2 separate regions of the Homo sapiens genome follow, and region 2 is linked to region 1. Evidence: chromatin contacts called from ENCODE Hi-C data. All regions are on one chromosome and are shown on one strand. Each heading gives the region's core, a stretch centred on a gene start or an enhancer-like site at or near the end of the contact. The rest is flanking DNA. Distances are from core to core; before and after follow the strand shown. Region 1 holds the start of DLX1 (distal-less homeobox 1). Region 2 holds the start of HAGLROS (HAGLR opposite strand lncRNA).

The links. A loop is a pair of places that touch in the nucleus more often than their neighbours do. Pooled maps may share reads with other maps.
Region 2: a pooled map shows a loop between it and region 1 (2.8-fold over the local background). The contact joins the promoter of HAGLROS here to the promoter of DLX1 in region 1. A Hi-C loop is called at or near these places in 1 of 37 single-sample maps with no recorded cell type and 5 of 50 pooled maps.

The regions. Positions count from the first base shown.
Region 1 is chr2:172,082,824-172,087,200 of GRCh38, forward strand. DLX1 (distal-less homeobox 1) reads left to right here and starts at 2,684. Exons shown (of 3, transcript NM_178120.5): 1 at 2,684-3,167; 2 at 3,831-4,030. The coding sequence starts at 2,855. RefSeq lists enhancers at 1,104-1,717, 1,718-2,329, 2,330-2,943, 2,793-2,912, 2,944-3,555 and 1 more and a silencer at 2,403-2,512.
Region 2 is chr2:176,176,013-176,180,803 of GRCh38, forward strand. HAGLROS (HAGLR opposite strand lncRNA) reads left to right here and starts at 2,154. Exons shown (of 2, transcript NR_110457.1): 1 at 2,154-2,241; 2 at 2,413-2,997. HAGLR (HOXD antisense growth-associated long non-coding RNA) reads right to left here. Exons shown (of 3, transcript NR_033979.2): 2 at 1,320-1,482; 3 at 1-680. RefSeq lists an enhancer at 1,551-2,345.

The sequences.
Region 1 (4,377 bases), core at 1,434-3,933:
CTGAGTGCAGCTAAGATCCCACATTGAGAAACCAGCTACCGCCAGCGGCTCGGCATCAGAGGGCCCGCGCTCAGTGCTCCTCCCTAGACCTTTCTGAGCTAAGAAATAATTCCGGAGTGTAGCCATCTCTTGCTCACACACAACCCGCTTCTAAATTAAGCAAGGCTCTGAAACAGTATCCCGAGGGGCTCATGCCGGACTTTTGTTCCAAGAAGGCAACCAGGTCCCCTGTGCTACCGCAAAAGTCTTTGATCCTTTTCCAGCTGTGGACACAGAGCACCCAAGAGACTGTCGCGATGTGCGGCCGTCTCTCCCCTTCCCCCACCTTGCAAGTCTCTGGAATACACTGTCCCTAGGCGGCCCGGCCGTCGGGTTTCCTCACGCCTTGCCCTGAGCTCCGGGAATTACCAATTCCGCTTTCCCCGGTCCCAACCCCGACCCCGCGCCCGCCGCGGCGATCACTTACTTGGGCAAGGCCCTCAGGGCACGCGCGAGAGACCTGGGGCCCGGCAGTATCCGAGCGACTGTGCTGGGCACACGGCGTGGCACTCCATACCCTAAAACAGGCACTAGGAAGGAGCAATTAAAACCACAAGTGCGACACAGAAATCAGGACGAGCCGAGCGGCTCCCGGAGTTGCCTGGTGGCGGAATCATTAGCTGGCTGTTGCTACAAAGCCTCACCGTGTGGTTCGGTGATTAAGAAAAAAAAAATCTTTTAAACGTTGGCAAACCCGTTATTGGTTTGGCGTATTGGGTTTTTTTTGCTTTTGCTTTTCTTTTTGCTCCAACCACTCTGCCTGAAATATTTCTGCCCCCAGCATTGTGCCCTTAAACCAAAGGAGAGGAATTCTGCGGGCAGCAGCAGCTGGTACAGAAGTTAAAAAAAAAGAGAAACCCCCTCTACTAATATCTGTAACGACAGCACCGATGTAATTTGTTTTGAATGTTCATTTTTATTGGTGTTCCCTCTGCCAAAATGTGCTTGATTACAGAGGTTTGTCCTGTGATCATTGCACACTCCAGACAGGGGAAGGTGCAGCGATGAAGGTTCAGCTCAGGCCAGATCAAATCCCGGGCTGTTTAACGCTGAAAGGCTGCATGTTGCTATTAGTGTTAAATATATGGCTAATTATGCGTATGAAAATTAAACATCAGTGTTATGCTAATGGGGCGCCTTCAGCTGCGGATCTGAGCACTTGAGACTACCATTTAATCAAATGAATCAGTAACTAATACATCTGCACGTGTGAACTTTCACAAGATCATTTCCCCGTTCCCGTCACACCGCTAAATTATGAAAGAAATAATTATCAACACTTTCTAATTACCTAACAAAGTAATTTGGGATTCACCGTGGGGCTGGCGGGATGGGGAACCAACATCCACTTACAGCCAGGGTGGTGTACGCCACACCGCGAGGGACTGGCTGTATTGGTAGTAGTGGCGATGGGGTGGGGGCTCTTGTGCACTTTTTTGTACCTAGCACCCCAGAAGACAGAAGGAGCAGCGGCAGATCTTGCCTCCACTAGCCCTGCCCCCTAGGCCTGGTGGCGCGCGCTTTGGCCACTGGAGGTGAGGAAGATCCTGGGTGGCAACGAGAGACGTCTACACATAGATAAGGGAGCCTACCACAGGCCTGGGTTTGCTGCGGGTTTCGGTGTCCCCCAGGGACTCCTAAACTCTGGAAGTCGCGCTAGACCTCAGGAGGCCGGAAAATGACCACCTGGCGTCGGTGGCTCCAGCAGATCTGAGCCCCTAGGCCCCCTGGGCTCCACGCTGAGCCGCGCTCTCGGGGCGAGTGAGCCCGGGGCTCTCCGCGCATGGGGAGTGGAGAAGGGAGGGGGAGGAGGAGGAAGGCTGGGAGGGAAAGAGGATGTGTGTGTTGGGGGAGGGGGCGGTGCAGCCGCCTTTCCTGGGAGGAGAAGCGCGGGTTCCTGGCTCTCCACGCGCACTGCTTTAATCAGACCCGTGCAGCCTCGAGCTGGAGTGGCCAGCTGGGCCTGGAGCAATGCGAGCGGGCCCCAGGGAGCGACAGCGGCGTTGGCGCAGCGGCCGAGTGAGTGAGTTCGCAGGGAGGGCCCCTAAGCCCCGACTCCAGGGATGCGGCAGAGCGTACCGGGGAGGCGCGGCCGGATAGGCGCTGCGCTAGGCACAAGGCTCTTAGGAGAACCTCTGTCTGTTGGCCGCCTCGGGCGCCCCCAGTGCGCGACTCCGCGCTCCAGAGGCAGAGGTCAGTCTCCTCCTGAGCCGCCCTAGCTCTGCGCCGAACTGAGTGGCAGCGACGAGAAGCGGTCCCGGGTGTCCGGTGTTAGGGACCGCTGAAGGGTGGGGACAGTGGTAGGGGGGCGGCGGCGCGGAGCCGCTGGTTGGTTCCTGGGGAGGAAAGCGCGCGAGGGAGGCGGGAGGCCGATGAGCCGCGGGCCGCAGGGGCCCCGGCGCAGACGCCGCAGCCCATTGTGCTTCCTGCCCGGCGCGCTCTGTTGCAGAGGAGCCCCGGCCGGGAAGTGTGGATGCGTCTTACCCGAGGCCGGGCCGCCTCGCCCGCTCTAGTCCAGCGGAGCCCGAGCGCCTCGGACCAATCCCCAGTGATTATGCAAGACAGCGGACCAATCAGCTCCGCCAGCTCATGAATATTTATGACCTTCGCTGAGTCAAAGCTTTGAACCGAGTTTGGGGAGCTCAGCAGCATCATGCTTAGACTTTTCAAAGAGACAAACTCCATTTTCTTATGAATGGAAAGTGAAAACCCCTGTTCCGCTTAAATTGGGTTCCTTCCTGTCCTGAGAAACATAGAGACCCCCAAAAGGGAAGCAGAGGAGAGAAAGTCCCACACCCAGACCCCGCGAGAAGAGATGACCATGACCACCATGCCAGAAAGTCTCAACAGCCCCGTGTCGGGCAAGGCGGTGTTTATGGAGTTTGGGCCGCCCAACCAGCAAATGTCTCCTTCTCCCATGTCCCACGGGCACTACTCCATGCACTGTTTACACTCGGCGGGCCATTCGCAGCCCGACGGCGCCTACAGCTCAGCCTCGTCCTTCTCCCGACCGCTGGGCTACCCCTACGTCAACTCGGTCAGCAGCCACGCATCCAGCCCCTACATCAGTTCGGTGCAGTCCTACCCGGGCAGCGCCAGCCTCGCCCAGAGCCGCCTGGAGGACCCAGGTACGTGCGCTTGCCAGGGAGAGGGAGAGGAGGAGGTACAAGGGAGAGAGGGAAAGAAGGAGCGGGGGAGAAGAGGAGAGGGAGAGAGAGAGAAAGAGAAGAGAGGAGAGCGAGGTGGGGTGGGGGTGGGGAGGGCGCGGGAGCAGTGGAGGTTTCGAATATCAATCTATAGATCCTTGTCACAGCAAATAAATTTTTTTAAAAATTCCCTCAATTTGCAACTATCCAGCCAAGGATAAATCCCAGAGCGTCTCCTGGCACTGGCTGGGCCTCTGGGCGGCTCGGTGTGCAGAGCACACAATGCCCCGCTGGAAAACAGAAACCCACATGTGCACGTATTAGTCTCGGTAATTATTTATTGCGTAGCGCTATAAACAATGTATGCAATTAAGGGTAATTAAACCTCAACTACCGCCTGCAAAAATAGCAAACTTTCCCTGCAAAGGCAGGAGCTGAGCTCCTGGGAACGGCTCTATCCCTCCTGCAGCGTCCCGGGACAGGCCCTCGGATTTTGGGGGACCCTTCCCTGGCTTTCAGAGTTTCTTGAACGTTCTCTCCCTGGTGCTGCCTCCGCCACCCTTCGGTAGCCACTCGCTCTCGGCTGTTCGCACTAAAGGCGGCCCCTCGTATTAACAACGGGCCCTACTTCTGCTGTCCCTCCAGGGGCGGACTCGGAGAAGAGCACGGTGGTGGAAGGCGGTGAAGTGCGCTTCAATGGCAAGGGAAAAAAGATCCGTAAACCCAGGACGATTTATTCCAGTTTGCAGTTGCAGGCTTTGAACCGGAGGTTCCAGCAAACTCAGTACCTAGCTCTGCCGGAGAGGGCGGAGCTCGCGGCCTCTTTGGGACTCACACAGACTCAGGTACCTCGCCGCTGCCGCTCCGTTCTGCCACGCAGGCTTTCCGCGGCCGGCCTGCGCCCGGGTCTTCATTTGTTGCTCGCTGGGACTCAGGGTCGGGGTGTCACTGTGTGTATGTGTTTGTGTCCACCCCTGGCTCTCAGCGTGTCTCCTTCCTCCCTCATTCCCTCTGCCCTAGCTCTGTCACTGCTCTCGGTATCCCGAGCTGCCTGCCGTCCGGCCCTCTGTCCCTGGACAATCTGATTAGGGCGCAGGAAGGATTTCCCCAGACGATTTGTTTGGGAACTCAGAGGTCACACGTGCCTAAACAACTGGAACAATAGACTCCGGGCTTAATCCCTCCTTTGCCT
Region 2 (4,791 bases), core at 904-3,403, 4.1 Mb after region 1:
TTTCAGACCTCCACCTTATCCAGGGACCTGACAGAGAAAAATCTGCCTCTGATGGAATCATTAAGTTAACCATCCATTTGTACCATTTCTTTGTACAGGCTTTCAAACGAGAGAGAGGAGAGAATACAGGAGGAGAATGTTTCCCCTTGGTGCAGCCCCAAGCTCCCTATCAGAGACACATCAGCCAAATTAGTTTCCGAGGCTCACAGGCTGCTAACATTGCTGAACAAGATTTTTCGAATTTCTATGTGTTAGGAGTATTAAAAGATAGTGATTACCTATACTAGCAGCCTTTGTCCCTTTTCTCTTCCCTAGTCTGTACCAGCCCACTGGCCCTTGAGTGAAGTGCATCTTCTCAGCCTGCGGACTTGGGAGCTCAGGCTCTCCATCTGTTGAGGTTTTTCATTAGGGAGACTACAGAGGATGTGTGTGGGTGTGTGTTTGAATAACAAAGAAGTAACCCTTCATTCTAATAAAAGTGTTCCTCTGCTTGACCTGGAGGAGCCAGAAGCTTGTTTATACCTTCAGTATTCAAGGGACAGTCACAGGCCTGTTTTGACCTTTTCCTGAGAATTAGCTGAAACTTCCCTCTGAAGTCAAGTAGTGAATCTGTTATAGGTCTAAGGAAGGTCCTCTTCATCTGGGAGTTCTTGGCATTACTTTGGTCCTTCTTTCAGAAACTGAAAGAAAAGAATAGGAAGAACAGAAGTTTGTGAGTAGGCAGGAAGGGACATGGATGACCCCAGTCTTCACAGGACTATGGCCTGATCACTTCGAGGCACTGCAACTTCCCAGAGTATATATGTAGGGCTTGGGTTGAGTGGCCCTGTTCCGACACTTTGGGCACAGGGAGCTGAGACTGGGCTGTCACTAGCCAAGCCCTTACCATCTTTGAGGGCTGGTTCTTAGATCTCTCTTGCAGAAGGCCTGGATAGAAAGGAGAAAGATTGGGTATATTGGGAGGCTGAGACAGGAGAATCGTTTGTACCTGGGAGGCAAGGTTGCAGTGAGCTGAGATCACACCATTGCACTCCAGCCTGGGCATCAAGAGTGAAACTCTATCTCAAAAAAAAAAAAAAAAAAAAAAAAAGATTGGGTACATAAGTCCTCTGCACTTTCTGCACTGGTGATGCTGGAGAGGAAGGACGGTGAATGATAAGAATCATCACAGAGGATGAAATCTTAGTTCTCATTGTTCCCTTCTTTTCTACTCCAGCTACAAATGCCCTTATCTTTGGAGTCCAAGGTTGGGAACAAATGGATTTAAGTACCTGGCCTAAAGCCTATTCCTAAAAACTTCCCTCAGGTTTCACACCTACCTTGGCAAGTTGGAAAGTGCAAAGACAATATAAGGGCCCATTTTCAGGCCAGGTCCAGCATGAAACAGAGTGAACAAAATTAGTTCCACACATTAGGGAAGAGCCAAGTCAGACGAATATCCAATCATTTGCAGTAGTAGAGGCAGGTGAAGGGTCCCCAGATCTGTAAGGCAGGAGTTACTGCATGAGTCTTTCTGTCCTAGATCTTGGGCAAAATGTCCTGATTGGTTCCTATAGCTAGTCTGGATTATTTTAAGGAAAGAATACTACCTGGAGAAATCATAAAAGCTGGGTTTTAACATTAGTAAGGGCCAGAAGAATTTAAATCCTAATTTAAACCAAAATTCATGGAGAGCTCTGGTACAGGCAGTGTTTTTACCTGGGAAGCAGGGCTCAAAACCTGGCCAGGAGGTCTTGTTGGGCCAGGAATGTCCGTGGTTGGTGAGGAGGCTGGGAGAAGGCCTTTTTGATGGCTCCATTGTTCACAGCGCTGCCCTACAAATACCATATCCGTCCCCACCTCCTCTGCAAGGGTCGAGCGGAAGAGTAGGTCTGGTGAGCTGAGCTCTAGGGAGCTGGTACCATCTTCCCTCAATCCCCCTCGGTTACCCCTTGGGGCAGCAACGACGCCATCCCAGCCCCTTCCAGAGAACACACAAAGGAAGCCCCACCCGTCCTTAGACCTGAGGACACGCTCGGGAGCGGGCTGACGTGGACCCCGTTTCAGGGCGCCCCGGGCCCCTGCGGGGAACAATAGCCGCCGCCTCCTGGGCGGTCTGGCGGGCGCGCGGCACAAACGTCCGCGCCGCCACGTGATGCGCGCGCTCGTTCCGCGCTCTCCGCGCCTCAGCGAGCGGCCAGGCTGCGGGCGGGGTGGGCTGGCGCTCCTGATCCACCTGGAACACTTTTGCAAAGACAGACGGTGAGTTAATCACCCTACCGGCTGGCGGCCGCGTCCCCTCTCGCCCGCGAGGAGGACTGGAGAAGGGGCTGGGGTGGAGGTTTTCTCTGTGTGTGTCTAGGGTTGGGGGCAGGAGAGGTTAGTTCTATTAAGAGTTCATCAATCACCCGGTGTGCACTTTTCGCTCGACAGCGGTTCCTCCTACTTCAGAGCAAGTCTGGGCCAGCTGGGATCCGACCAGAAATCGCAAGCGGAGGAGACGCAGTAGCGCAGGCTGAGCGCTAACTGAAGGCGCGACCTGAGCCCGGCGCCTGCTGGGGAGCTGCGCAGCCAGGACAGCGGTCGGCAGCACAGGGCCTGGGCGCAGGGCCCGCCGTCACCACCTCACGTCGGAAGCCAGCACTGCTGCCCGCCAGCCCTGCCGCCTGCCCTCGGACTTCCCAGGGCGCCCAGGGTCCTCCCAACGCGCCTGCACCCACACCCGCCCCTGAGCCACAGTGACCTTGCATTCCCCGCCCCCTGCCACACCTCCTGCGTGCCCGAGTGTCACCCTTAAATACCGCTCTACACCCAGAGAGGGACGAATACACCTCTGAAGACAGGGCAAGACTAATTTCAATGGGTCAGAAGGTTCTTGCAGGCACTGTTTTATTTAAGAGTGCCTATTTACTGGCAGGAGTATTTGTGTGGGAGGAAGTAGGCTAAGACTGCTGTTGAACTTGAAGCTAAACTTGAATGCCATTTAAAATAACAATAAAAATATACTTAAAACACCAATCACAATGATATGACTCACCTCTTTCCAGTGTGGAGGAAACACTCCAGTATTTTTACCTCCGTTCTTTCCGGTGTATTTTAAGAACACCCTAAAGGGATAGACAGTAAGTGTCTGAGGGTAGTCACTAGCATTAGAGCTGTTTACAGCAGGAGGGTTTGGTGGAGTTAGTGGTGAAGCATTTTTATAACCCTTCTGGAGTGGTCATGCTGTTCTCTTTGTAAATCCTAACAAGGTTCCAGCCTAGTTCCCCTTTTACCCTTTTTTGCTGCGGGACTTCAGCTGAGATGTTTCTGAAGTTAGTAAATGTGTTGCCTCAGGCCACAGAAAATAGTCCCTGAAGGAAAGAAAGCCTCAGCTTTGCCCCCTCTTCCTTCAGCCTTCTCTCCCTTCATCCTCTTGGGTGGAAAATTAACTTGCTTTGGAAAAATGTTCTACCATCTTGCTTCAGATAGATATAAGCTGAAGCATTAAGCCTCACACAGTGTCCTGAACTCACTGAGCAATGAAACTACTGGTCCTGCTGTCCTTGGTTCAGTCTGTTCCTCCTCCTTGCCTTTCACCAATTTCTAGTGAACAGCTCCTATACACACTGTGCTGGGCTCTGGGATACAAAGACAAGTCACTGATGGTGTATGCTCTTCAATCTAGTGGGGAAGAGAAATAATCTTAAAACAATATGACAGGTGCTATAACAGAGGTGTGGTCAAAATGTTCCTCTAATAAAAAAGGAGCCACTAGTAGTACTATAATGTCAAAAAAAATAGTTTCAGAGGAGGTGAATTCGGGTTCCTGAAACATAAGCGTTTTTCAGGCCAAGAAGGGAAGCCATACCAGGTAGAGAGGACAACTCATGCAAAAGCAAAGAGGGAGGAAAAAGCAAAGTCTGGGCTTGGAACAAGGAGAGTACTTTGGAGTGTGGTTATCCTGGCTGAAAAGAGAGGTTGCACAGGGTTCACGTGAAGGAGTCTGGACCTACTCTCTAGAGACTGGGGAGCCACTGCAGGTTTTAAGCTGGGATGTGAAGTTATGTATTTTGAAGCTAACTCAGGGATGCTGTGTCTGATTGGAGAAAGGAGAGACACGAGGCAAGAAGAACAAAATAGGAGGCAACCGCAACAACACAGCAGAGAGAGGAACTAATGTAACAAGAGTGAAGAGAAAAGACATTTAGAGGTAGAATTCACAGGACTTAGTGATCAATTGGATGAGTAAAAGAGGAGTTGTGGATGTTAATCTCTAGATTTGAGGGACTGAGTCACGTCATTCACTAAAATGAATAGAGGAGGGAGAAGAGAAGGCTTTGCAAGGAATCTAATGAGTTCGGTTGCAGTCTACACTGTATTTTCTGCTTTGCTACTGATACACTGTGTGGCCCTAAGCAACCCACTTAATCTTTCTGGACTTCAGTTTCATCAGTGAAAGAGTCAATAAAGATATCTACCTCATAGGCTTATCATTAGAGTTGTATGGGAATGCGTGTTAGATATTGGTATCTTCACCAGGTCCAAGTGAGTGTTCTATATAAAGCTAAAACCTAGGAAAAACACACCCGCACTCACACCATGCTGATGAATACTTAGATCCTGGGTGTCCAGTGAGAAATGTCTTAGAGAAATTAAAAACAACAACATCCTACTGCTTCCTAGATATTGAATCCAAGCTAATGTTTAGGACTAGGTCAGATCAAATTGCTATTCAGAGCCCTCTCCTTCAAGAGCGGTACTTGCTGGAGGATTCATGCAGTAATGTGTTCTTGGTATCAAACCACTAAAGAGGTCTTTTAGCAGATGTCA